2 separate regions of the Homo sapiens genome follow, and region 2 is linked to region 1. A link is an interaction called in ENCODE POLR2A ChIA-PET data of the cell type or tissue named here. Cell type or tissue: A673. All regions are shown on one strand. Links, peaks and the distances in the headings refer to the core of each region. The heading gives the core; the rest is flanking DNA.

Region 1 (12,406 bases), core at 1-2,500:
TTCCACTATTTAAGAAACTCACTCATAAAACCTGAAATACAGACGTAGTGAACTTCTGTAATCATATCTTGCTTAACGGATGCTTAGCTTTTCTACGTTTAGATCACACCATAGCTGCTCCACAAACGTGTTTTTCTTCAAGGTATTGAGAGAACTGACTCTAAAACTTTCCCAAGCACTTGAAACATGTAGGACTACGCGATTTCTTTTGTTGTTTCCATTCCTGTCCAAAACCTCTTGAAAAACAGCAGGCTGAAAAAAGCTGTGCTCTAAGGAGCTAGTGAGGAACTCTGGATGCAAACGATTAGCCCCGAAGCCAGGGAAGTTGGCCGCCTAGCCTGCTACAACACACACCTTTCATCTCCGGCGAAAGGAAAGGTTTTCAAATGCTGCGGTGGGTAGGGGACAGGGATGGAGGAAGAGGCGGCGGGCAGGAGGTGGAAGATAAGTCCCAACCCCTAGAATGAACCCCAGAGTCTCTATATCCCGTAAATGGGCAACAAAATGGGAAGCTTGGCTGCCACCAGGACAGGAAAGCCCTGCTGGACAAGAGTGGCATCTTTTACTGAAAAAGTTGTGTGGAAGTATACGCTAAGCCAGCCTCGTAGTCTCCAGCGATGCAGGTCGTGGAACAACAAAGAAAACCCACCCAAGTAGCCCTTTCTCTGCATTTAAATGAGCAAATCTGGACATTTAAACTGAAACCTCACTCCAAGCCCCCAGGAGAAAAAAACCCACCTCCCCTCGCAACCAGGTTTTCCGGCGGCCGTCGCCTGGCGGCTTCCTGGGCACCGCGATGTGGAGTCCGGGCCAGCTCCCGCCCCGCCCCTCTGCAGCCCGGGCTTACCTCTCTGCGCGCCGCCCGCCGCGCCCGCTAGACCGCAGCGCCCCGCGACCAGCTGGACCAAGAGCAGCAGGCGGAGCGCGCGGGGCCCTGACCCCCGCGCCGCCATCGCCCCGCGCCCGCGCGGGACCGCGGGCAGCCGCCTCTCGACCGCCGCGCGGGGAACGCGAACTCTTGGGGAATGGAGCACTGAGTGTGAGTCGTGAGACAAAACGAGGGCAGACGCAGCAGAGGGGCCGCTCCGCGCCACAGCTCCCGCCGGGACAGCAGCCTCAGCCTAGCAGCTTCTGGCGGGCTCGGGACGCATGTGGAAGCTCCCGGCGCCTAGCCCCGCCCCTATTTCCCTCTGGCCCCGCCCAATCCTCGCCTTGTTCCTTTTGGCCCAGTCCGGTCTATTCATAGCCCCGCCTCCGATCCCCACCAACCCTTTCCCCACCCCGCCCCGCCTCTGGTCCAACCCTGTCTGCTCCTAGCTCCTCTTTTTCCACGCCTGGCCCAGCCCCATCGCCCTGGCCCCCGCCTCCAGGCCTTCCTTTGGGCAGGTGCGACCCTGGAGCAGAGTTCCAGGAAGGCAAAGACTTGAGGCTGGCATCGCAGGCGCGTCCTTCTCTAACCACCGGATGTCCTTGGCCTAGTCACTGCACACCTTAAGATAACAGCTATTCATTGATGTCTGCTCTGTGCTCAGCACCAAAAGGGGAAGCAGAGGGACAGATTGCTCCCAGCTGATAGAAAATGTAAATAAAGTAATTCCGAGTTGTGATCAGAAAGAAACAAGCTGGAGGCTGGGGCAGAATCACAGTGGTGGGGGACTTGCTCCAGGCTGCAGCGCTCTCCATGGGCCCCGCTGCCCACTCAAGTCTTTCTCACCAGGAAGTACCAGTCGCAGCTTGACTGCCTCCTGGGGCTGTCGTGTCAGCCAAGGGGTCCCCACCAGGAGACCTGTGTTGTGGACCAGCGAGACAACCCTGGGCAAGTCACTTTCCTCTCTGGGCCTGTTTCCTCGTCTGGAAGCGAGGAACCGAGGCAGATAAACTAGAGGACTCGGGAAGGTACAGCTCTGACACTCACTCAAGCCATCCCCGGAAATGATATGCAGTCGCCTCAAACGTGGGCATCGCCCTCCGTGTTGTCATCAATTAACATTTGTAAATATTAGTGACTATCTGCTACAGACACTTAGCACCTCTGGTGGAGATTGGTGCCGACTGCTGGAAACCCGTCTCAAATCCCTCCAGACCCTATATTTCATCCTCTCTGTCCATAATTAGAAAGCTTCATTTGGCTGAAGGGATTCAGGCGAATTATCTTTAAACTTCAGTGGCAGAGGGAGCCGCTGACTCTTCACAGAACGCTTTATGGAGGTGACACCTCTAAGACTCATTGTGAGCAAAAATTTCACTCCACCCTCCAGACTAGTAAATCTGTGAAAAACTAAACCTGGTTGCAAAGAATCTAAACAGCAAAATTCAGTGAAGATGCTCTTCTTAGGTCCAAATACAGCTGGAAAAATGTAAATTACATCCAATGGAGCCAATCTGTTTAAACAGGACTTAAACAAAGGGGCCACAGAAAAGGGATGCACAAGATGTTAACCAGATTAGTAATTAATTGCACTTCTGCACAGAAATGAAAGACAGTACCTATCATCCTTTCACTGCAAATTTACATTTTACTCTGAAGAATTTATGGGACTTACAGGCACTTATGCAATTCATCCTAACAGTGTTTGGATGACTTTAAAATGTTATTCTGCTTTTACAGCTAACTGATTTGAAACAGAGGAGTTGAATAACTGCTGAAGGTCACAGTACCTGTCAGTGGCAAAACTAGAATGAAATGGTTGTCAGTGCAGCCACTGCAAGTATAATTGGAACTCCTAGATGTTATATCAATAATCATGAGAATGATGGTTATTTACATAATCTATGAAAAACACTATTAATTGTTGCTATTAAGTGAAAGGCAAAGCGTGACATTTGTTGGGCATTTTAAAATCCAAACAAATAATCAGAATATAATGTCTACATCTTACATGGTTTTTCCAGGGGGATACGCCAATTACTCATGGTTGCTGGATATGGTGCTACACCTGACTCTGATAACAGGCATCTTCACACTGCTAGGAGACATTAGCTGACCAAATGACAATGAAAATTGCTGCTGTTGCTGCAGCCACCACCTACAAAGTTCCCCTAAAGTGGCATCTATCTACCAACTTTCTGAGACTTAGCCAAAGGGACTATTACACAGTTCTTGCATCCCAGACACCACCTTTTCCTCTGAAGATTGTGGAATTTTTATTACACTTTCCTGTCTTCATTTATCCTTCCTTCTCCCCTCTTCTGAATATCCAAACCCACGCTTTCTTCAAGGCTCATTTCAAATGCCACCTGCCTTCTCTTTATCTATTTCTCCATAATTATGTTCTCTACTAGATAGTGGATTTCTCAGCCTAGAGGCTATGTCTTTTTTTTTTTTTTTTTTTTTTTTTTTTCCTAGTAGAGACAGGGCTTTACTCTTGCCCAGGCTGGAGTGTGTAGCAGTGTGATGATAGCTCACTGTGGCCTCAACCTCCAGGGCTCAAACTCAAGCGATCCTCCCTCCCCTGCCTATCAAGTAGCTGGGATTACAGGGGTGCACCCCTACAACCAGCTAATTTTTTTAGTTTTGATTTTTTTGTTTGTTTCTTTCTTTTTTTTTTTTTTTTGGTAGAGACAAGGTCTAACTATGCTGTCTAGGCTTGTCTCAAACTCCTGGGCTCAAGAGATCCTCCCACCTCGGCCTCCCAGAATGCTGGGATTAGGAGTGTGAACCACCATACCCAGCGGGGCTATGTCTTGTTCACCTTTATAATACCTACTTGCCAGTCAGTACCTTGCCATAGAAAGTAGAATTTAACAATTATCTTAACACTGCTAAGTAATGGGGACTGTAAGAATTTAAACACGTTTTAATATGCTAGTTCATTTAGTATCAATATTACAGGAGTGGTACTTTTATTATCCTTGTTTTGGCCAACACCTTCTCAGTTCTCTTGGCAGGTTCCTCCTCTTCTACCCAGGCTTTGCATGTTGGAAATTCCAGAGGCTCAAATCTGGGACCTATTCTGTCTCTGTAAACTTCCCCCCTCAGTGATCTTATTCACTTCCCTGGCTGTAAATACCATCCATATATTGATGATGACCAGATTCATACTCAGATAGGTGCTGATCTCACCTCTGAGCTCCAGTGTATTTGACTATGTACTTTACATCATAATCACTTAGTTATGTCACTTAAGATGTTCCAAACCATGTTATCCTCTTAGCCTTCCCATCTCAATCAATGATACCACCATCTGACTAATTACTCAAGCTAGAAAACTGGAAGTCATCCTGAGTTCCTCCCTCTGCTTCACCCACCGAGTCTAATTCAACTCTAAGTGCTATTTACCTGGAATTTATTTATTTATTTATTTATTTTTATGTATTTATTTTTAAGAAGGAGTTTCACTCTTGTTGCCCAGGCTGGAGTGCAATGGTGCGATGTCAACTCACTGCAACCTCTGCCTCCCAGGTTCAAGTGATTCTCCTGCCTCAGCCTCCCAAGTAGCTGAGATTACAAGCATGCGCCACCAGGCCCAGCTAATTTTGTATTTTTAGTAGAGATAGTGTTTCACCATGTTGGTCAGGCTGGTCTCGAACTCCAGGTGATCCACCTGCCTCAGCATCCCAAGGTGCTGGGATTACAGGTGTGAGCCACCGTGCCTGGCCAGCCTTGAATTTATTTTGAATCCATCTCTTGTATCTCCTTTCCACTCCTAGTTTATTCAAATGCATCTCTATCTTAGACTCCTGCCCCAGCCTCTCACTGGGTCTCCTTCCCTGCATCCTCCAACACACTCTCCAGATGGCAGCCTGAGTGATTGTCTTCAAACAGAAACAAAATCCCAAGTCCTTGTCATGATTCTTAGAGGGGCCCCCGCTACGCTCACAAACTCCACATCACACCCCTCCCCTTTGCATGCTAAATTCCAGCCACATGGGCCCCTTCAGTCCAGGAACCACCAAGCCCAGTCCCACCCTAGGGCCTTCACACATGCTGTTCCCTCTGCCTGGACTAATCTCTCTCCACCCCTCCTCCTCCTCTGCCTTGCCTAACTCCTACTCCTCCTTCAGCACTGGGCTGATCGTCACTTCTTGTATGAAAGCAATCTCTCTAAGTTGGGCCCTGTACTCCCTCTGCTCATTACTTTCACTGAATAAATGAATCCAAAGATCTGAGAGCTAGCGAGCTAGAAAATAGTGGGCAGGGATTCGAATCCAGGTGACCTGACTTCAAGGACTTAACCATTCACTAAACTAAAGTTAATCTCTTTAAGCCCTATTACTAACTTTTTAAACAGTGCCATAAAACCTGCCTCACAGAATGTAAAGTTCATAAAGTCCTTAGCACAGTGCTTGAGTGTTCAATAGATGGTAGCTATTATTATTTATGTAGCAATTATTCTCTGACGTACTTTCATCCTTACAAAACCCTTAAGTAAAGGGCAGTTGGTGCTTTGGAGTTAAAAAGAGAGTGCATGGAAAGGGAATTAGGAGGCCAAGTAAATAGCAGACATCAAAAATAAACATTGTCATCTGTGAGTGGTATGGCCTAATGAGTTGTCTTTTATATCAATGTTGTTCACTTTTCTTTTTTATAATGGGGTCAACTGAGCTAAATTCAGAGCTAGGCAGCTTCTCTGAATCTTCCATTCAGCACTTCTATTATGGCTTGGTAATAAATTCTGCCGTGAGCCTTTAAGATGAAAGCCAAACTGAAAAGTTAATTAAAGATAAAAATGGATGCTGTCAATTTTACTGCTGAAATTAAATTCATTTTCACAGATTAAAAGAAAAAAGCAAGTTTTGATGGGATATTAAAATTCAATCCTTCATAAGAAATGATATAAGAAGTAAAGGTCTCTTTCAAGGGCTATTTCAGTGACCACAATCAAAATGTAAAAGTACAGACATATTTTAATGTGGAGAGTTTTAAAGAAGAAAATTAATTTGCCACATTTTTATTAGATTGTAATAACTAAATAGTAATGCATAAAATCAAATATCACAAAAATATAAGCCATATATAAAACTAAGCCTTCTCAATAGAATTTAATAATAGCGTATATATCACACAATGTCACAGGTTCAATTACCAATAGAAAAACGCATGTTAATAAGGAAATGGCAATTCAGCTACCAAACATTTTTTTTTTTTTTGAGATGGAATTTCACTCTTGTTGCCCAGGATGGAGTGCAATGGCGCGATCTCAGCTCAGTGCAACCTCCGCACCCCAGGTTCAAGTGATTCTCCTTCCTCAGCCTCCCAAGTATTGGCATTACAAGCATGCGTCACCACGTCTGGCTAATTTTGTATTTTTAGTAGAGATGTTTCACCATGTTGGCCAGGCTGGTTTCGCATTCCTGACCTCAGGTGATCCGCCCGCCTCGGCCTCCCGAAGTACTGGGATTATAGGCATGAGCCATCACACCTGGCCTACAAAACATTCTTGTTAAAAATGAAGATACTGTTTTTTATTTTAAGAAAGTGCAATACAATATCCCATGTCCCCTAAATGTTGAAAGCTTTTAAATCTGGGAGTGATGAATTACGTTATAAAATAATTTTTCTTTTTAAGACAAATATGAATTTCCATAAAGTCCTTGAGTAATAATTTTTAATATGCAAAAGTTCAACATTTGTCTACTAAATAAAGACACCTTATTAGGAACATATAAATGTGTGTAATATAAATATGTATTGTCTGTTCTCCATAGATGATATACTATTATAAATGTTAAAATGAAACTTATGCTTTTAATTTGATATCTACAAGATACAATTACAAATATTCAATTCTGTGCAAAAGGTAGAATTGGAATATTTTTCTAATATCAAATATCTAGCCTCTATCTCTCCCTCAGGCTTTCTATTCTGGACATGAGAGGTATTTATAGACACTGCTATGTATACCAGAAGTGAATCCAAAGTACAATTTATACTGCAGGTTTAGACCACAAATGTTCCAGATATTTGTGGCTATAGACCAGGAGAACTGCCATCTTAGAATTTAATGTATTGATTGCCAAATTATTGGTTCCCAGATTAATTCCCCTTCAGTCAAGAGATATTATAAAATTCTGATTCTCAAAAGCACAAAAAAATCCAAAATTAAATATATTTCATTTCCATGTGTAATTTGTAAACTGCCATATATTGCTTTTAGGGAAGTAATGGTAAAATGAAGATAGAGCTGCTTCTCTGATATGGTTTGGAATCTCTGCTTTAATTATCATCTCTTCTAATTTATTTAGCAAGGGTTCACTTTCTCATCTAGCTTCATTTCCCGTGGAATACTAATTGACATCAAGGTTTCTATAGGGATAAGAAACAAGACCAGATGAGCAACCTCTCAGCAATAGAAAAAGCTCCTTCGGAAGATTATGTATGGCATTGATTGTTTCAGGGAATTGATTGTCTTTAATCTAATTCTAAGCCACCTGATCCAAATCTCTTAAAATTGGAAATCGTTTGGTAATTTCCAGTTCCACAGCTGTCTCACACAAGACACAATCTTTCCTTGCTCTTCTAGAACATGGCTGATTAATTTTAGGTGTTTTAAATTTTTTGAAAACTGAAGAATACTTCAAGTCACCTGTATGGAAAAGGGTATTTTGATCCTTGATTGTATCTGATCTTCTCAGTCATTGGTGAACCAGAATTGAAACTGCTTGTGTTTCTAACACACACATGATCTTTTCAATGCTTTATGGGATAACAGATTGGGAAATACAGAGAGCTCTTGGCATATTGGGAATCGCACAGCCTTTGATTTGTGGAGTCAGATAAACATGAGTTTGAATCTTTGCTGTCACTCCCAGCTATTCATTCATTCGTTCAACAAATATTTAAGAAACAACTCACGTATACACCAAATTCTAGGAATGATGCAGTGAACATGATAGTTAATGTCCCTGAATTCTTGGAAAGTACTGCCTTGGGAAGGAATGCAAACAATAAACAAGTAAACAAAGCCGGGCGAGGGGGCTCACGCCTGTCATCCCAGCACTTTGGAAAGCTGACGTGAGAGGATTGTTTAAGGCCAAGAGATCCAGACCAGCCTGGGCAACATCAAGAGCCCCCTTATCTCTACAAAAAAATAAAATAAAATAAAATTAATTAGCCAGGTGTGGTGGTGTGCACCTGTAGTCCTAGCTACTTATGAGGCTGAAGTGGGAGGGTCGCTTGAGCACAGGAGTTCAAGGGTACAGTGAGCTATGATCATGCCTGCTGCTGCACCCTAGCCTGGCCAACAGACTGAGACCTTGTCTTGAAAAAACAAACCTTGGCCGGGTGCGGTGGCTCATGCCTGTAATCGCAGCACTTTGGGAGGCTGGCGTGGGTGGATCACCTGAAGTCAGGAGTTCAAGACCAGCCTGGGTAACATGGTGAAACCCCATCTCTACTAAAAATACAAAAATTAGCTGGGCGTGGTGGCATGTGCCTGTAATCCCAACTACTTGGGAGGCTGAGGCAGGAGAATCGCTTGAATCCAGGAGGTGGAGATTGCAGTGAGCAGACAGTGCGCCACTGCACTCCAGCCTGGGTGACAAGAGCAAAACTCCATCTCAAAAAAAAAAAATAAACTTTGCCTTTAAAAAAACAACATAAGACCTTGTCTTTAAAAATAAAATAAAAAACAAGTAAGCAAGATAATTTCAGAATTTGATAAGAACTATTGAGGAGGGCTAGGTGCAGTGGCTCATGCCTGTAATCCCAGCACTTTGGGTGACCTACGCAGGTAGATCACAAGGTCAGGAGATGGAGACCATCCTGGCCAACATGGTGAAACCCCGTCTCTACTAAAAATACAAAAATTAGCTGGGTGTGGTGGCGCATGCCTGTAATCCCAGCTAACCGGGAGGCAGAAATTGCAGTAAGCCAAGATTGTGCCACTGCACTCCAGCCTGGCGACAGAGTGTGACTCTGTCTCAAAAACAAAAACAAACAAACAAACAAAACTTGAGGAATAACTAGAAATTGATGCAGTGGGGGGTAGGGGATTTTACTTTTAATCAGGTGGTCAGGAAATGCCTTCCTGACAAGATAACCTGAGTTAGGACAGAAGATGGAGAAAGTGGCAGTCATGCAGGATGGAGGGGAAGAGCATTCCAGATACAGGGGTGATCTAGCTAAAGACCCTTTGGTAGAAAAGAGCTTGCTACGGCCGGGCACAGTAGCTCATGCCTGTAATCTCAGCACTTTGGGAAGCCAAGGCAGGAGGATCACTTGAGCTCAGGAGTTCACCAGCCTGGGCAACATAGTGAGACCTCATCTCTACTAAAAATAAAATAAAAATTATCCGAGTGTGGTGGTGCACACCTGTAGTCCTAGCTACTTGGGAGGCTGAGATGGGAGTATCACTTGAACCCAGGAGGTTGAGGCTGCAGTGAACTATGATTGTACCACAGCTGTGGTGACAGAGAACATGTCTCTCAAAAAAAAAAAAAAAAAAAAAAAAAGAATAAAGAAGTTTGTGAGAGGGAGGGGCAGAGAGGAATCAGGGGTACAGATTCTCAACAAGATAGGGGGACAATGGAAAGCTGGGGCTAATTCCGGTTTATATTGAAGATTGTATTATTTGGGCAGGTGGGAAGGAGTCCTCTTTAAGCAAAGAATATGACAATACAAGCCAGGTGTGGTGGCACGGGCCTGTAGTCCCAGCTACTGGGAAGGCTGAGGAGGGAGGATCGCTTAAGCCCAGGAGTTAAAGTCAAGACTCAGCCTGGGCAACATAGCAAAACCCTATCTCTACAAATAGAAAAAGAATATGATAGTACAAATGTGAAATTGCGTGTGAAATTGGATATTTACTTAGAACAAAAAAATTTTCAACAAATTACATTATTTTTTGGACCACAACACTCAAAGCCAGAACAAATTTTGTAAAAGTTGACAAACATCACAGTAACTAGAAAATGATAGTTTGGGCCAGGCATGGTGGCTCACGCCTGTAATCCCAGCACTTTGGGAGGCCAAGGCGGGCAGATCATGAGGTCAGGAGATCGAGACCATCCTGGCTAACACGGTGAAACCCCGTCTCTACTAAAAATACAAAAAATTAGCCAGGCGCGGTGGCGGATGCCTGTAGTCCCAGCTACTCGGGAGGCTGAGGCAGGAGAATGGCTTGAACCCAGGAGGTGGAGGTTGCCGTGAGCTGAGATCACACCACTGCACTCCAGCCTGGGTGACAAAGCAAGACTGTCTCAAAAAAAGAAGCTGCCCATGCTTGTTCCCCTCCAACCTATTCTCCCCTTCACTGCTAGAGGGATCTTCTTAATATGTCAATCGGAGCACATGAACACATGTCTTAAACCTTGCATAGGTTTCCCATCAGAGAACTTCCCCAATTTACTGTGAAGCTAATGCAGCTTAAGAGTCAAGCCTCTTCATTTGCACGGCTCCTTCCAAGGCCCTGGGAAAGACCCTAATAACGTATTGTTACGCTCATATGCAAAATATCTTTTTTTTTTTTTTGGAGATGGAGTCTCACTCTGTCACCCAGCTGGAGTGTAGTGGCACAATCTTGGCTCACTGCAACCTCTGCCTCCCGGGTTCAAGCAATTCTCCTGCCTCAGCCTCCCGAGTAGCTGGGATTATAGGTGCATGCCGCCATGCCCAGCTAATTTTTTTGTATTTTAGTAGAGACAGGGTTTCACCATGTTGCCCAGGCTGGTCTCGAACTCCTGAACTCAGGCAATCTGCCTGCCTTGGCCTCTCAAAGTGCTAGGATTACAGGTGTGAGCCACTGTGCCTGGCCATGGGCAGCTATTATAGAAGTCCAGGCAAGGGATGATAGTGATGGCTTGCATGGAATGATGGCACTGGAGTTGTGTGACTTGGCACAAATTACTCACCTTTTCTGATCTTTGGTTTCCTCAACTACACAATAGAGAGATTGCCTCTAAATCACTGAGCACAGAGTAAGCCCTCAAGGGTTTACAAGGTTGTTGTGAGAATTAGCACTAACATTTATAATGTAGCTGACACTTACTGTTTAATCAACAAATGATAGCTTCTACTCTGCTGTAAAGAGAAATGGGGCTTTCTAAGGCTGCAAAATACTTTAGAAAAGCAATTAGAGGCCGGGCGTGGTGTCTCTCGCCTGCAATCCCAGCACTTTGGGAGGCTGAGGTGGGTGGATCACCTGACGTCGGGAGTTCGAGACCAGCCTGACCAACATGGAGAAACCCCATCTCTACTAAAAATACATAATTAGCCAGGCGTGGTGGTGTGCATCTGTAATCCCAGTTACTCAGGAGGCTGAGGCAGGAGAATGGCTTGAACCTGGGAGGCGGAGGTTGCAGTGAGCCAAGATGGTGCCACTGCACTCCAGCCTGGGCAAAAGAGCGAGACGTCATCTCAAAAAAGGAAAAAGAAAAGAAAAGCAATTAGAAGGAAAAAGTATTTTTACATTTCTCCTTTAAGAGTATTTTTAGGCTGGGGGCGGTGGCTCGCGCCTGTAATCCCAGCACTTTGGGAGGCCAAGGCGGATGGATCACTTGAGGCCAGGAGTTTGAAACCAGCCTGGCCAACATGGTAAAACCCCCTCTCTGCTAAAAATTCCAAAAAACAACAGCTGAGTATGGTGGCAGGCGCCTGTAATCCCAGATACTTGGGAGGCTGAGGCAGCAGAACTGCTTGAACCTGGAAGGCGGAGGTTGCAATGAGTCGAGATTGTGCCACTGCACTCCAGCCTGGGTGACAGAGCAAGACTCCATCTCAAAAGAAAACAAAATAAAACAGTATTTTAAAATGGCTTGCCTATAATTTGCTGAAGGTTACCAGTATGCTCGTTCAGCATCTAAACTGGGCCACTGAGACAAGTTAATAGTGGCTAACTCTGGGCAAGATATTATGGGTGATTTTTATTTTATTCACTGTGTATTTTTCAAAGTGATCATGCATTGCTTTCCTAATCAGAAAAAGTAAGTTATTAGATTGTTTAGGAATCAGAAGACAGTTTACCCTGGATTCTCCCATTCCATGTGATTCCTAATATTTCAGAGAAGGTTATTACATAAGGCTCTTAGGTACAGAATCAAAGACTTGGCCTCTCACTAGAGAGTATAAAGTTAAGTATAAAGAAACTTAGAGAAAACATTCTTCCTGCCAAGATGAAAGGAAGTGAAAATCCTCTCCAACTGTGAGACCTACTTCTATAACTAACAGATTCATATACATTTACTCAAACAGTCAACCCATTTCCCATTTCTATTGGGTTCTTATAGGAGAAAATAGGGCAAAGTAGATTCTTTTAAAAATCCATATCACTAATGTTAATGTATGGCATAAAGATGGATTTTAAAATAAGCCAAAAATTCTACTTCAAGGTGTATACTCAAAATAAATGAAAACGTATGTCCACACAAAAAACTTGTACCTGGGTGTTCACAGCAGCATTATTCTTAAGAGTAGAAATAACTCATATTTTTGCCAATGAGTAAACAAAATGTAGTATAACCATACAATGGA
Region 2 (17,159 bases), core at 8,890-11,389, 97 kb before region 1:
TTTATCTACTATGATCTCTGTCAGATCCCGGGGTCCAGGTCCAGCCCATGCTGAAGTCCAAGGGGAGTGCGTGGATGGGCAGAAAGAACACTCGGGGGGCCATAGGCAGGTGACTATGGTTTATTCAGCAGCAGCTCTCTTACACAGCTTATTTAAATTAGCTTTCTCATTAACAACTTACTCACACACTGTTCACCCTGTCTCGGCTGCTTGAGCTGGCTGCCCCCACGCACAGTTGTGCAGCCAGCTCTCCTTTGCCTTCAGGGTCAGCAGCTTAACTCTTTCTCTCTCTGGGCACAAGCAAGCCAAGTTGGGTCCTGACTCCCTCCTGTCCATCTGCAAGATGGAGAGCTTTGACTCTCTCTCTCTTTCTCTGGGCACCCGCGCACCTGCCATGCCAAGCCATGTTGAGCCGAGCCGAGACACCCAAGAGCCAAGCCCCATGCACAGCATCAGCAGGACAGTTATACCTTTTACAGACCATAGTAACTTAAAGCCAAGTATGAACTTACACAAACAGGTTATATAACAAGTGGAGGTGTGCACTTGTGCACCAAACTAGCTGAGTCATGCAGGCCTGAATATCCGCCTTGGCCTGTTCCTAGACCAAAGCACATCCATGTACCTTACAATCTCTTAGTTTCAGCCTCTCTCCCATTCTGAGTTTTCTGACTCTTTTTTTCTTTTTTTTTTTTTAAGACTATGGCAGCCCATAGAAGCAAGAATGTTAGTCCTAGAGAATGAGACTTACCTAAATTCACTCCTAGAGCAAGCTGATACCTGTGTGGAGCCCACAGCCCTGGCCCCCAATCCCCAGGCTGGGCTTTTTCCCTAGCACTAAACTGCCACTTATCACTGGTTATCAGGATTGTTAGTGCACAGCTGGCTGAGGCCAGATGCCGGGCACAGGACTCCCTGAGACGAGCCACAGGGTGGGCCCAGTGCCACATAAGATCTTGCCCTCCCAGCTGGAGTCACAGCTGTCCAGGCCCATAGCTCTGGCCTTCCAAGTCCTGTTTCTGGGAAGCCAGATTGAATTAGCTACTGGGCCCATCTGGTCAGTCCTTGGCCTAATACCGTCTGGCAGCTCATGCCTCAATGCCAACCCCAGCCCCATGGCCTCACGGCCAGAAATCCAATTTACTGAAGCTTAATTGAGCCCCTGACTCCCTGGAGCATTGGCCCTCAGGCTCTCCTGCTCCACTAACAGCAGATTTCCCGGTGATTAGGAAAGGAGGAAAAAACAGCAGGAGCCAAGTTAATTTCAATTACCCTCATTTCCTCCCTGGAGCAGCACACACCCCTTGCTAAGTGCGTCTTTATGTCAGCTGCAGTGGAAGCTGATGAGTATTAAGTATTAGAGCTCTGGGTGCCCCAGACACCTTGCATTTTATCTGCTGACTCCAGAGAGCAGACTGTCCCCCCGCACCTGCTGGTCCTCAGCATTTAGTCCTATTTTACGGAGCCCAGAGAAGCAAGCTCAGATACAGTCAATGCCCGTGTGGGAAAAGGGCGGAATATTTTAACAGTCTTTTCAGATAATTGCGGATAATTTTCTTAAATACTACATCAAAACTCAACAAGTGGTACTTCTTAAAGGTTAATTGCAATGTGGATTCGGAAACCATATCGATGAAATTTCAGTACTTTGTGACTCTAAAATCCATTGATCTATCTTGCACTTCAGATGGATTTTTTACCTATGCATGATTTTGTAACATTATGCATTGGTCAATTGGAAAATATTGGTGTTCTGAGTTATGCAGATCTTTCAGATGTTGATGCATTTTATCATATAGTATTTTTAAAAAATCATGTTTATTATTCTTACCACAATCTCATCAGAAAAGTCTGTAAGTGGCCGGGCGCAGTGGCTCACGCCTGTAATTCCAGCACTTTGGGAGGCCGAGGCGGGCGGATCACAAGGTCAGGAGTTCGAGACCAGCCTGGCCAACATGGTGAAACCCCCGTCTCTACTAAAGATACAAAAATTAGACAGGTGTGGTGGTGGGTGCCTGTAATCCCAGCTACTCGGGAGGCCGAGGCAGGAGAATCGCTTGAACCAAGAAGGCAGAGGTTGCAGTGAGCCGAGAGATTGTGCCACTGCACTCTAGCCTGGGCAACAAGAATGAAACTCTGTCAAAAAAAAAAAAGAAAGAGAAAAGTCTGTAAGTATTGGAAAGATATTAAGCTTGTGGTAGCAAATACAAGTTTTCCAAAATTCTCATCTTCACTTGAAAGCTCAAATGCTATTGCCTATAAGTACTGTCAGTTTCCCTTGAAGTGGCAAGCTTACTTTGTTCATTTTTTAGACAATATCCATCTCTGAATAAGTAGTTTGTCCACCATCCTTTTTTTTTTTTTTTTTTTTTTTTTTTTTTTTTTTTTTTTTTTTTTTTGAGACAAGAGTCTCACTCTGTCGCCCATGCTAGAGTGCAGGGGCGCAATCTCGGCTCACTGCAAGCTCCGCCTCCCAGGTTCACGCCATTCTCCTGCCTCAGCCTCCCAAGTAGCTGGGACTACAGGCACCCACCACCACGCCCACTAATTTTTTGTATTTTTAGTAGAGACGGGGTTTCACCGTGTTAGCCAGGATGGTCTCGATCTCCTGACCTCGTTATCCACTCGCCTCGGCCTCCCGAAGTGCTGGGATTACAGGCATGAGCCACCGTGCCTGTCCTGTCCACCATCTTTTCAAGCAAAAATGGTGTTTCATGAAAAATGCAACTAGTTCAACTTGCAACTCAAAGACTGCACAAATATTTTTCGTCTAGATATTTATACTTTGCTATGAAACAGAAGTGCTTTATGTCTACCTCCCATTTGTTCACAGATTATTAAAAAGATGTGAACTCAGAGGTTGAGATTTCACAAAATTAATACATATATATTTGCTTTATCAAGGGCAGTCAGAAATGAAATGCCAAGTTCCACTTGCTGTAAGTGTGTGATGGTGAAGAAAACTATGATCACCAGAACAGTTTGGTGCCACCGCCTTGATGTGGGTTAGGGCACTGAAGTTTTACTCCCCATTGCTTTTCCATGATCGATGCAAAAGGCTAACATCATAGTCTATTATGAAAATAACTTTGACCTTGTAGATCCTCTAAAAAGGCTTTGGGGACCTCCAGAATTTCACGGGCCACACTTTGAAAACCACTGCCCTAAAGCAGGGATCATCCAACCCCAGGATACATAAAAGTCACCTGGAAGGCTGATTAATATGCAGATTCTTAGGCCCTAGCCCCAGAATTCTGAATCTGTAGTTCTGGGACGGGATCTATGATTATGCATTTCTAACAAGCTTGCAGGTGATGCTAATGCTGCAGGTCCCGCAACCAAAGTTTTTGTTTGTTTTGCATTTATTTTTATTTTTTATTTTTTGTAGAGAGAGGGTTTCATCATGTTGCTCAGACTGGTCTTGAACTCCTGGGCTCAAGTGATCCACCCACCTCAATCTCCCAAAGTGCCAGGATTATAGGCATGAGCCGCTATGCCTGGCTGGGAACCAAATTTTGAGTAGAAAAATCCTAAAGTACACAACATTTCTTAAAATATTTTCATAGAATGTTAACAAATTTAAAGACATTTGGGAAGAACTGGATTAATCAAAAATATACAAGTTTATTTACTGTGGGACTTCTCAGAGCCTTTAATATGCCAATGTAAATTGGGACTCCCCAGGAGAGGCATTGGGTGCTCTGGGTTCCCAAACCTATTTGGTTTGGAATGCTTTTTCAGGGCTGGTAGCAGGGGCTTACAAGTTAATGTTCCTCAGAGCATGCTTTCTGAGCCACTTCTGTAGCAGTTTATGAATCAACTCCCTCAGGGAACAGAGCCGACCATCCCCATCTCCTCCTCCTCCTCCTCCCCTCTCCCTCCCAGGCCAGCTCTGCTCCCTTTCATACCTCATCTACATCTCTGGGGGAGGGGAAGTGGGGACAACCCAATTTAACTGTAGGACCGCATTGTACCACACTTGGCACACTGAGTTTTGTTTCATTTTAGATTTATCAGTCTGTGGTAGACTTATTTCAAACATGGATCACCAAAATCAGGGACATGCTGTTCAATACGCCTCTTTATATATATATATATATTTTTTTGTTTGTTTGTTTGTTTTGAGATGGAGTCTTGCTCTGTCACCCAGGCTAGAGTGCAGTGGCACAATCTCAGCTCACTGCAACCTCCACCTCCCAGTTTCATGTGATTCTCCTGCCTCAGCCTCCCAAGTAGCTGGGATTACAGGCACCCACCATCATGCCTGGCTAAATTTTGTATTTTTAGCAGACACAGGGTTTCGCCATGTTGGCCAGGCTGGTCTCGAACTCCTGACCTTGTGATCTGCCCATCTCGGCCTTCCAGAGTGCCGGGATTACAGGGGTGAGCCACCGTGCCTGGCCCGGTTCTTTTCTCCTTAAGCTTCTACACAAATGGGTTCTGTGCACCTTTCTATCAGGCATGCGTACACCTCCAGCGCTTACAGACAAGGTCACAAAAACCATTCCCTAAAAAAGACATGGAGTTAGTTGGAGAGTGAACCCAAAAGGAGCTTCAGGACTCATACTGCACAATTCACTTGGCTTCTAGGGCAGGGTCAGTTTTGGGGAATCATAATCATACCCTCCCATGGTGATGTGACTCTATAGGCATCTGGATTGGGGACAAAGGCTAACCTGAGAGGGAGGCTGCTATGAAGGAATCCCGGTAACCAAAACTAGTAGAGGAGGGAGGGAGTAAGCCAGGAGGATGCAGAACTTAGCTCCTGCCTAGTGACAGGCACTGCTGCCTCCATGCTGAATGGCATGGGAACAGCTTAGCCAGAGGGGCTTAGATTCCTGCTGTACCCCAAGACGTGGATGTGGGCTGTGCAGATAGGAGCCACCAAACATGACTTGTTCTGCTCTGCCTCTCTTCAGGCCCTGGCCATTTAGTGTGTTAAGTATATCGGAGACTGTAAAGGACAGAAGAGGAACCTGCCCCAGACTGGACAATCACACAGGGCTGTCTGGAGGAGGCAATGCTGGAGCTCCTGCAGGGAGGTGGGTGGTGCGGAAATGGGAGTCCAGGAGAGTTACCCTGATGATTTCCCTCCACGTGCAAGGAAAAAACAAGAGTAGGGGCATAAGTATTCCTTCCTCCAGCAGACGGATTCAAGCCATCTAAGAATAGAAGGGGGAAAAGAGTGTTCCAGGCCAGGGGCCAGCATGAGCTAACATTAGGAGGCATCTAAGAGCACAGCTCACTGAGAAACTACAAAGAGATGAGGCTAGAGATACAGGCAGAGTCCAGCTCACGAAAGGCCTTGAATGTCATGGAAGATTTGATCCTGCTGGTTCTAAAGGTCAACTGAGGAGTTCAAACAGGGATCTACACTCAGATTCCTGCTTTTGGAAGGTCACCCTGGCTGTCGCAGCATGTGCTGGGGACGAAGGGGCTGGAGGTGGCAGAGCCACAATATCTCAGGTAGAAAAATGAGGCTGAGTTAGGGCAGCAGCTGTGGGAATGAATGGGATTCAAGATGGGGACTGAGAAGGCACATTTATATCCTCTCCTTCCATTCAACTGATGGACCAGTGTTTTAAACAGTCTAAGCCACAACAACAAACATGACAGGCTGAATGCGGTGGCTCACACCTGTAATCCCAGCACTTTGGGAGGCCGAGGTGAGCAGATCACCTGAGGTCAGGAGTTTGAGACCGGCCTGGCCAACATGGCGAAACCCCATCTCTACTAAAAATACAAAAATTAGCTGGGCATGGTGGTGTGTGCCTATAATCCCATCTACTCTGGAGGCTGAGGCAGAAGAATTGCTTGAACCCGGGAGGCGGAGGTTATAGTGAGCAGAGATTGCACCATTGCACTCCAGTCTGGGCGACACAGCAAGACTCTTCCTCAACCAAAAAAAAAAAAAAAAAAAAAAGAAAAAAAGAAACAAAGAGGATGGAAGAAAGTCGTTAGTCATTAGCAGACAAGTGATTTCATCTGGAAAATGAAAAGGAGTTAGAGACCTGTGGGGTAGATTAGAGGGGCTGGGGTGCAGCGGGGCTGAGCCATCTGCCTATGAGAACCTGAGGGAGCCTCCAGGCTCCAGCGCAGGTATCACAGAGGGCAAAGTGAAAATGGGGCTGGAACAGGCAGAATAAACGAAGATCCAGGTAGGGACAGTTAATGCCCTTTCCCCCAAGTCATGGGTTCAGCCAGGCACTTACCCCAAGGAAAAAAATCAGAGACTGTCTCTAAAGAGAACTGTGTATACTGCCTGGTGAGATAGGTGCTGCTAGTGTAGTGGTCGGCACCCTTGAGGAAGCCCCCTTATGGCGGCATTTAGGGGTCCATGAGTGTAATGACTGGTTCCCACTCTAAGCTCTGCCCGCGTGCACATAACCCCCTTTGGCCTGTGCACAAAGTTCCTTTAGATATGGAAGGACACCAGGTAGCCCCATATATTTTAGAAAAGCTTCCAAAGTGAAGGAGAAAGAGCCAAAGAAGTCCTTAGAGAACCTTCAGAGAATAAAAGATTAAAAAGAAATAAAGAAAACGTGTATTCTCAGGAAAGCTCAAGGAAATACAACTTAAAAAAAACACACCCAAGATATTAAAAAAAAAAGGAACAGAGAAACAATTATCTTTTTAAAGATTGTGGCAAATACATAATATAAAATTCACCATTTTAACCTTTTTTAAATGTACAGTTCCGTGGCTGTATTAGTCTGTTTTCACGCTGCTATAAAGATACTACCCGAAACTAGGTAATTTACAAAGGAAAGAGGTTAAATTGACTCACAGTTACACATGGCTGGGGAGGCCTCAGGAAACTTCAATCATGGCAGGAGAAGGGGAAGCAAGAACCTTCTTCACGTGAGGGCAGGAGAGAGTATGCGTCAGTGCAGGAAAAACTACCAGTTATAAAACCATCAGATCGGGTGAGAAGTCATTCACTATTAAGAGAACAGCATGGGGAAAACTGCCCCCATAGGGAAAACTGCCCCCATACTCCAGTCACTGCCCACCAGGTCTTTTCCTAAACACCTGGGGATTATAATTCAAGATGAGATTGAGTGGGGACACAAAGTCTAACCACATCAGTGGCATTAAGGATATTCACATTGTTCTAAAACCGTCATCAACAACCATCTCCAGAACACTTTTTTATCTTGCAAAACTGAAACTCTGTACCCATGAAGCAAAAATTCCCCATCCCTGGCTGGCCCCGATCCTGGCAACCACCATTCTACTTTCTGTCTCCATGAATTTGACTACTCTAAGTATCTCATATGAGTGAAATCATACAATAATTGTCCTTTGTTACTGGCTTACTTCACATGCATAATGTCTTCAAGGTTCACTAATGTAGCATGTGTCAGAATTACCTTCCTTTTTAAGGCTGAATAATAGTCCATTGTATGGATATACCAAATTTTGTTTATCCATTCATCTGTCTATGGACACTTGAGTTGTTTCCACCTTTTGGCTATTGTGAATAATGCTGCTGTGAACATGTGTGTGCAAACATAAAAGAAGTAACTTTTTGGCCAGGCACAGTGGCTCATGCCTGTACTCCCAGCACTTTGGGAGGCCGAGGTGAGCAGATCACCTGAGGTCAGGAGTTTGAGACCAGCCAGGCCAACATGGTGAAACCCCGTCTCTACCAAAAATGCAAAAATTAGCCAGATGCAGTGGTGTGCCTGTAATCCCAGCTACACGGGAGGCTGAGGCACAAGAACCGCTTGGACCTGGGAGGCAGAGGTTGCAGTGAGCTGAGATCACGCCACTGCACTCCAACCTAGGCGACAGAGTGAGACTCCATCTCAAAAAAGAAGTAACTTTTTACAATTAAAAATATGGTTACCAAAATAAAACTTGCTAGATGGCTTGGAAAATAAAATTGATGGAATGTCTAGAATGCAGACAAAACATAAAAAAGAAAAAAAAATACAAGAGGAGAAATAAAATACTTCAAGGACTGATTCAAGTTCAACCAACCAGTTGACACTCCAGAAAGAGAACAGAGAAAACAAAGGGCAAGGGGTTACCAAAGAAATAATAAAAGAAAATCTCCTAGAGCCATGGGTTAGCCGTGTTGAAGCCCAGCCATGTGTCATGCACCGTGTGGATACTGGAGCTACATACAACTGCCACATGGTGCTGAGAATCTTGGGAGAGAGAGACAGAAACAAAACACTTGCATAAATTAATGTGAAATTGTAGGTAGAATGCAGAGCGCAAAAGGAACCTATAAAAACTTAGGCCAAGGATAGCCTCCTGAGACAGGGACGTTCAAGTTCAGAAGTAACCAGGCAGGAGAGAATGGGAGAAGTTCTGGGCAAAGGGAACAGCATGTGCAAAGACTGTGTGGCCAGAGAGGGCATGATGAGTTTGAAGAGCTGAAAGAAGACCTGCGTGGCTGGAGCTAAGAAGAGGCTTCCTAGGTGGTGAGCAGGGGAGGAGGTGAGGGGTGGATCCAACCATGTCAGGCTTTGAGGGCCCAAGAGTGGTAAGAAGCCAGGTTTTAGAGACAAAAACAGGTCCCTAGGGAGACAGAAAATGCTTTCTATTCCTTCTGGACACCAAGAAACAAAGCACAAGTTAAATCCTCAGTAGCTACTCACTTCTCTAGTGCTGGATGGGACTTTCTGCTCCACTGCAAAGAGCTCAATCTGGCCCTGCCCTGTGCAGCACAAGGGGGCAAAGCTCCTTAGGCTAAATCACAGGTGCTTTGGTTTTTAAAACTTGACTGAAGGACTTGGGTGACTGATGGGTGAGCAAGAAGAAAGTTGTTTGGATTCATGGGTGCACATTTAGGCAGTTTCAATATTCCATGTGTGAGTGCGACTGTGATGCATATTGATGCATTCATTTTGCACATCTGATTATTTCTTCAGGATCTATTTCTAGAAATAAAAGTTCTGGTACAAACAGATGGGGCATTTTTAGGGCTTTGGCCCTACAGAACAGTTGTTCCAGTTTACAGCCCCAGCAGTGGATAAGTGTCTGTTTACTCAAACTCTTCCCTGTCCAGCTGTCATTATATCTTTTTTATCTCTGCCAATTCAGCAGGAAAAAGAGGTGTCTTGTGGTTTTAGTCCTCTCCTCCTCTTCCTCCTCCCTTTTTAAGACAGGGTCTCGCTTGGTCACCCAGGCAGGAATGCAGTGTCTCAATCATAGCTCACTGAAGCCTGGATTCAGGCAATCTTTCTGCCTCAGTCTCTGGAGTAGCTGGAACTACAGGTGTGCATCACCATGCCCAGCTAATTAAAAAAAATAAAAAAAACTTGAGAGTTTTTTGTTGTTGTTGTTGCAGTGGCTCATGCCTGTAATCCAAACCCTTTGAAAGGCTGAGGCAGGCAGCTTAAGTCCAGAACTTTAAGACCAGCACGAACCACATGGTGAATACACAAAATACAAAAATTAGCTGGTTGTGGTGATGTGCACCTGTAGTCCCAGCTACCTGGGAGGCTGAGGCAGAAGGATCGCTTGAGCCTGGGAGGCAGAGGTTTCAGTGAGCCATGATCGCGGCACTGCACTCTAGCCTGGGTGACAGAGTGAAACTGTCTCAAAAAAAAAAAAATTTTTTTTTTTTTTTTTGTAGGTATGGGGTTTCACTTTGCCGCCCAGGCTGGTGCTGGACTGCTAGCTCCAAGCAATCCTCATACCTCGGCCTCCCAAAGTGCTGGGATTACAGGCGTGAGTCACTGCGTTTGGCCACATTTCTTTTATTGTTCTCATGGTTACAGTTGTTTCATATATTTACTGGTCATTTCTACTTTTTTATTTTTTGAGATAGAGTCTTGCTCTGTCACCCAGGCTGGAGTGCAGTGGCGTGATCTCGGCTCACTGCAACCTCCGCCTCCCAGGTTCAAGAGATTGTCCTGCCTCAGCCTCCTGAGTAGCTGGGACTACAGGTGCCTGCCACCATGCCTGGCTAAGTTTTCTATTTTTAGTAGAGATGGGGTTTCACCATGTTGGCCAGGCTGGCCTTGAACTCCTGACCTCAGGTGGTCTGCCCACCTCAGCCCCCCAAAGTGCTGGGATTACAGGCATGAGCCACCACGCCCAGCCATATCTACTTATTTTTAAACTACATATTCATGCCCTGTGCCCATTCCTATTGGGAATATGTCTTTTTCCTATTGATTTGTACCGATATTAACTCCCTGTCTGACATACATTAAATTCTCCTGATTTATTTGCTTATTAATTTTATGACATTTTTATATCATAAATCTTTTTGCAGTCACGTTTCCAATCTTTCCTTTATGGTTTCTATTTCCATGTTAAACTTAGGATGGCCTCCCTCACGTTGACATTATATAAATGTTTTCTTCTATTTCATTCTATTTTCCTTGTTTATATTTAACTATTTGTCCCATTTGGAATTTATGTTAGCATGCGGTTTGAAGAAAGATCAAATCCTTAATTTTTTCAGCCATATTTATTTCCTCTCCATTTTGAAATGCCAAATGTGTCATTTGCTAAATATTTAAAGTATACGTGGGACTTCTGGGCTTTCTACTACATGACATTGGTATATCTTTTATAACTGTTATAGCCCCCTACATTCTTTTTTTCTTTCAGTATTTACTTGATTTTTCTCTCCATTTACCAGTGATTTTAAAGTGAATTTACCAAGTTCACTACCACCCTCCCTTCTAACAATTCCTTTAGGACCTTGACTGGAATTTATAAATTAACTTTAAGATAACTTCCCTTGCAATGATAATTGTCCCATCTCTTGGCTTCAACGCCCCACATTAGAGCATGTTTACAATGAGCCAAGGTCAAAGCGGTGCATCCAGCGGGTTCCTGTCCCTGCCGGGAAGCACAAGTTCCTCCCTGTCCCCTGCCCACCCTGCTGGCTCTGGCAGGCCTTGAAAGGCCCATTAGGAAGAGGCCATTCCTCCTTCTTCATTAACACCTGTGCCCTGGGGACCAGACCAGAAGTTCTAGGAAGAGGAAAGTCCTCTCCTCACCTCTCCCCACATACTATGCGCTCCCCTCAACAATGTGGGGAGCAGCTGCAGATTCACAGTGTCCTGCCCCCACCCCAGCATAAGCACCTAGAGCTGGAGTCACTGGGGCTTCAGGGGGAGGGAGGGACTTGCCTGCCACATCCTGGGGTCCTGACTGGGTGGGCTTTCCTGGGAGACCAAGAACACAGATGTTCTGATGTTCTTTCTTTATCATATTGATGAGGGAGGAGGGTGGGTGTTGAGAAGTTAAATGACAATTTACGAGAGTCAGTTACAAGTGAGGATGAGCACAGCTGTCCCAACTGCAACCTCCTGTTTCTCTCCTCTGCCTACCCCACCCCACTCCCACCTCCACGGCCCTCTATAAACTGTGGCAGGTGGACCTTGGTAACAACATCACCCGGGGCTTGTTAGAAATTAGAAACCTGGCTTTCCGGAACTGGCCGAGCAGGAGGCGCCATCATGGGAGTTGACATCCGCCCCAACAAGGACCAAAAAACGTTCCGCGCAAGGAGCCCAAGAGCCGGGATATCTACCTGAGGCTGTTGGTCAAGCTGTACAGCTTTCTGGCCAGACAAATCAACTCCATATTCAACCAGGTTGTACTGAAGAGGCTGTTTATGAGTCGCACCAACCGGTCACTCTGTTGCTCAGATGATCCGGAAGATGAAGCTTCCTGGCCGGGAAAACAAAATGGCCGTGGTCTTGGGGACCATAATGGATGATGTGCGGGTTCAGGAGGTTCTCAACCTGAAGGTGTGTGCACTGTGTGTGACCAGCCGGGCTGCCGCCGCATCCTCAGGGCGGGGCAGGGGGCAAGATCCTCACTTTTGACCAGCTGGCCCTGGACTCCCCCAAGGGCAGCAGCACCATTCCGCTCTTTGGTTCTCTCAAGGGCCAAGAGGTGTACCGGCATTTCGGCAAGGCCCCAGGAACGCCGCACAGCCACACCAAAGCCTACGTCCGCTCCAAGGGCCGGAAGTTCAAGCGCGCCAGAGGTCAAAGGGCCAGCCGAGACTACAAAAACTAACCCTGGCGCCTACCCTCTTATTAAAAAGATTTTGGAAGAAGAGAGAAAGAGAGGAAAGAAAGAAATGTGGACCCCACCCTTGTCCTGCTGAGTCAGAAACTGCGTTTCAATCAAATCCCCAGGCAATTGTGTGCACGTGAAAGTTTGAGAAGCCAGGATCCCAAGACTCACCTGAGCTGGATGGAGCTCACAGCAACCGCTGAGATAATTACCCACCCTAGCCCCGCCTCTCTTGGGACAAGCCTGACCTCGGGAGTAGGGCCTGGGCCCAGGCCAGGGCAAAGCTGAAAAGTGAAAGAACCAAAGCTTCTCTCAGACACCAGGTGCATCAGAAACCAGCCTATTTCCTGCATCGAAGGCTGTGTGGAGTGATGGACAAGCATGAGGTCAGTGTGACACACACTTGGGTTCCAGTCGTCGCACTGACCCTTACAGGGACTGTGACGTGGGGCCCTCTATGAGCCTCTGCCGACTTACCTGTCAAATGGCAAGAACTACACCACCTCACAGACCTGATGGGAAAGCAGAGGTAAGTTTATCAAATGTCCAGAAGAGTGCCACGTCATAGTAGGTTTTTACTAGAAAGGAGAATATTGATGCAGGGCAGGTGAGCCCCAGAATCGGGGCTTAGCCCAGGAGGGTTTTTGGCTTCTCCCAGGAAACAATTTAAGGGTGAGCCAGTGCTGTTAGCAACTTTTATTGAAGCTGCAGTGTACTGCAACAGCAGAGGGACTGCTCCTTGTGGGACAGGGCTACCCCATAGGCAGTGTGCCCAGAGTAGCAGCTCACAGGCAGTTTTGTAGTCATATTTATATTCACTTTTTTTTTTTTTTTAAGACGGAGTCTTGCTCTGTTGCTCAGGCTGGAGTGCAGTGGCGTGATCTCGACTCACTACAGCTTCTGCCTTCCAGGTTCAAGCAATTTTTCTGCCTTAGCCTCCTGAGTAGCTGGGATTACAGGTGCACACCAACACGCCTGGCTAATTTTTGTATTATTAGTAGAGAAGGGGTTTCACCATGTTGGCCAGGCTGGTCTTGAACTCCTGGCCTCAAGTGATCCACCTGCCTCACCCTCCCAAACTGCTGGGATTACAGGCATGAGCCACCGCACCCATCATCATCTCTAGCTTGGACTCCTGTGAGCCTCCTCACTGGTTCCCTGCTCCCACATTGAACCCCTAGACTCTTGTCTTCATCCAGCAGCTAAAACAAGCCAATTAAAGCAATCATGTCACATCACTCCCTGCTTAAAACTCTCCAGAAGAAACTAAACCCTTTTCCTAATTTGAAGACCTTAAATGATGATTCCTGCCTCACTATCTCTGTCTAACCATATTTTAGGCTGTTCTCCTTGTTCACACAACATCAGCCTCACATGCCAAGACTGTCCCTCTGTGACTTTGCCATCTCCTACTCTGTCTGCCTATAATATTCTTCTCCCAGAGTAGGGTTGGTTCCTTCTGGTCATTCAGGTCTCAAATGTCACCTCCTCAGAGAGCTAGGGTACCCCTTCTCTGTCACCCTGCAGCACATCACTCTGTTTTGTTTTCTCTAGAGCCTTCACCACCACAAGCAGCAGTTATCCTGTATGTTTCTTTTTCTTTCTTTCTTTTTGAGACACGGTCTTTCTCTGTTGCCCAGGCTGGAGTGCAGTGGCGTGACCTCAGCTCACCTCTGCCTCCCAGTCTCAAGTGATCCTCCCACCTCAGCCTCCTGAGTAGCTGGGACTACAGGCATGAACCATCATACCCAGCTAGCGTTTGTTTGTTTGTTTTGGAAGAGATGGGGTTTAACCATGTTGCCCAGGCTGGTCTCAAACTCCTGGGCTGAAATGACCCACCTGCTTCAGGCTCCCAAAGTGCTGGGACTCCAGGCATGAGCCACCCTCACCTGGCCCTATTTCTTTACTTGGTCATTGTCTCCCCATCTTACACCCCCACCACCCATAGAATGAGGGAGAATAAGGATTTTGTTTTGTCCACTACTGTATCCCTAGGACTTAGAACAGTGACTGGGACATAGTACATGCTCAGTTAATGTATGTGAATAAAGTAATAAAGATGCTTACTCTTCACCCTCCTTTCTGCTGCCTTCCTGCTGAACTGTGTGCAGCAGCTGGCCTATATACCACATCAGCCCAGAGCAGTGTTTATAACAGAGGTTTTCAGGCATCTCCTCTCCTTCAGATGCATGAATTAGAATTTCTGGGGGAGGGTCTTGGGAATTTTTATTTGGAGGCCACTGCTTTAGATAACCAAGAATTGGTTCAGGTCAGGGCCTAGCAGAAAGGCTTTTTTTTCCCCCTCTTCAAAATCTTGTAGCTGTGCTTTCAAGAGGACATTGATAGCTTCATCCTGGTATGCAGGAAGCACTTAAGAACTATTAGTTGGAAAGAAGATGAAATGAAATCTGTACTTAGTTATTACAACTTTCTTTTTTCTTTTTTTCCAAGACACCAAGGGCAAGTAATTACAACTTTCTTGATGCAGTAGAGGAATCACTGATCTGGGGACCAAGAGGACTGGGTTTGTCCCCCGGTTGTTGCTGCTTCCTAGGGAGGGCAGTCTCTGAGCCCCAGATTTCTTATCTATAAAAAGGGACAAATAGTACTTAGACAATGGAGTTATTTCATTCATTCATTCATTCAAACATTTATTATCTCTGCGTTCTAGGACTGAGCCAAGGCCCAGGTGATATAGAAATAAACAAGAGGCTAGGCGTGGTGGCTCACACCTGTAATCCCAGCACTTGGGAAGGCCAAGGTGAGTGGATCACCTGAGGTCAGGAGTTCAAGACCAGCCTGGCCAACATGGTGAAACCCCATCTCTACTAAAAATACAAAAATTAGCCAGGCATGGTGGCAGGCACCTGTAATCTCAGCTACTCGGGAGGCTGAGACAGGAAAATATCTTGAACCCAGGAGGCAGAGATTGCAGTGAGCTGAGATCATGCCACTGTACTCCAGCCTGGGCAACAGTGAGACTCCTTCTCAAAAAAAAAAAAAAAAAAAAAAGAGAAACAAGAGACAGTCATTGTGAGGAATAATGATATATGTGTCCCCAGAATCAAAAGTGCCCCACCCTCTTCCCTGCTTGTAGCTGTGGTCTCAGTGAGGTCCCAGAGCAACACAGGAGAAAGGACCTGCTCTGATACAGAGTCTGATGGAACTTTATTTAAATTATGATGCCTCAGCCAGGCGCGGTGGCTCAGGCCTGTAATTCCAGCACTTTGGGAGGCCGAGGCGGGCAGATCATGAGGGCAGGAGATCAAGACTATCCTGGCTAACACAGTGAAACCCTGTCTCTACTAAAAATACAAAAAATTGCCGGGCGTGGTGGGGAGTGCCTGTAGTCCCAGCTACTTGGGAGGCTGAGGCAGGAGAATGGCGTGAACCCGGGAGGCTGAGCTTGCAGTGAGCCGAGATCGTGCCACTGCACTCCAGCCTGGGTGACAGAGTGAGACTCCGTCTCATAAATAAATAAATAAATAAATATGCCTCTAGCATTATGGGAACAGGCATGAGACATCCCAAGCCAGCTCAAAGGAGTTAACTTTCTTCAAAACTTATATAGAGTAAATTCACTTTCTATGCTACCAATCTTCATTCACTCATCCATACAACAAATATTTACTGGATATTCACTACTATTCCTATTAGGTGTTGTGCAGCTGGTGGAGGAGGTTGCCATTTACAGTAAAGGAAACATTGGGTAAGAAACAGGTTTGAGGCTGGCCGCAGTGGCTCATGCCTGTAATCCCAGCACTTTGGGAGGCCAAGGTGAGCAGATCACTTGAAGTCAGGACTTTGAGACCAGCCTGGCCAACATGGTCTCCACTAAAAATACAAAAATTAGCCAGTCGTGGGGGCATGTGCCTGTAACCCCAGCTACTCAGGAGGCTGAGGCAGGAGAAGCACTTGAACCTAGGAGGCAGAGGTTACAGTGAGCCAGGGTTGTACCACTGCACTCCAGCCTGGGTGACAGAAACTGTCTCCAAAAAAAAAAAAGAAGAAAAGAAAAACAATTGGAGGGAAGATTGTGAGTTTCATTCTAGAGAAGCTGAGTTTAAGGGCTTATGAGAGATACATGCCTGGAACTTAGGGCAGATGCCTGGTCTCCAATGTACAGAAGATATTGTAAGCTATGCATGCAGGTGTGCTAGGGAGAGAATGTAGAATAAGAGGGCCCAGGGCCTTCGATCTTTTCCCACTGCAGGATCTGCCCCAACTCTCACCACCAGAGCAACCCAAACCCCGTGTTGGAAAGTGAGAGGTATAATTAAGGGAATCAGAAGAAGGGAGGTTTTTATGCCCGTCTCTGGAGTCTTATTAGTCATTCTGCTCTTCTTTCAGCTTTTTGACATCTTATCTTCTACAGCGTTTGCCAATGAGTGCTGCAGGAATTCCCTGTATATCTGGGTGCTCCCAACATCCCTGTTGTGAAACGAAGGAGAGTTCATCATAAAAGTTTTTAGCAGCAAATTTTTTTTTTTGCTTTGTGTTACTTTATTCTACAAGTGATTTTTATTTACTTACTTGCACAAATTTATGGGGCATGTGTGAAATTTTGTTACGTGTATATAATGCATAGTGATCAAGTCAGTATTTAGGCTGTCCATCTCATGAGTGTAGAACATTTTTGTTTAACCCTAGTCACCCTACTATGCTATCAATCATTGAATTTATTCCTTTTTTTTTTTTTTTTTTGAGACAGAGACTTACTCTCTTGCCCAGGCTGGAGTGCAGTGGTGCAGTCTCAGCTCACTGCAACCTCCACCTCCCGGGTTCAAGCAATTCTCCTGCCTCAGCCTCCCAAGTAGCTGGGACTACAGGTACGTGCCACCATGCCCAGATAATTTTGTATTTTTAGTAGAGATGGGGTTTCACCATGTTGGCCAGGCTGGTCTCAAACTCCTGACCTCAAGTGATCCGGCTGCCTTGGCCTCCCAAAGTGCTGGGATTACAGGTGTGAGTTATCACACCCAGTCTTGAATTTATTCCTTCTAACTGTATGTCGGAGCAAACAATTTGAAAGTGAAATTTTGAAAATCTCATTTAGAGTGGCACCAAAAATTTTATAAAATACCTAAAAATAAATCTATCAAACCTCTACACTGAACACTATAGAACACTGTGAAATTGAAGAGGAACTAAATAAA

The links. Peaks named below come from ENCODE experiments on the same cell type or tissue, not always from the same donor. Only the 100,000 strongest peaks of a DNase experiment are listed, where the experiment ranks them.
Region 2: POLR2A ChIA-PET joins it to region 1 with 13 read pairs; 6 of 35 experiments call an interaction of 5 or more read pairs at or near these places.

The regions. Positions count from the first base shown.
Region 1 is chr15:78,554,267-78,566,672 of GRCh38, reverse strand. CHRNA5 (cholinergic receptor nicotinic alpha 5 subunit) reads right to left here and starts at 1,153. Exons shown (of 6, transcript NM_000745.4): 1 at 848-1,153. The coding sequence starts at 953. RefSeq lists a silencer at 866-955 and an enhancer at 1,766-1,955. In A673, for the core only: a CTCF peak has its summit at 554; DNase peaks (open chromatin) are centred at 562, 822 and 1,202; H3K4me3 peaks cover 1,547 bases; H3K27ac peaks cover 1,087 bases.
Region 2 is chr15:78,655,885-78,673,043 of GRCh38, reverse strand. It overlaps a transcript of CHRNB4 not described here and the pseudogene RPL18P11. Among named protein-coding and RNA genes, the nearest start is that of CHRNB4, 23 kb to the right of the region's middle. RefSeq lists enhancers at 658-1,549, 11,503-12,702. In A673, for the core only: no CTCF peak of the experiment used is centred there; no DNase peak of the experiment used is centred there; H3K27me3 peaks cover 2,201 bases.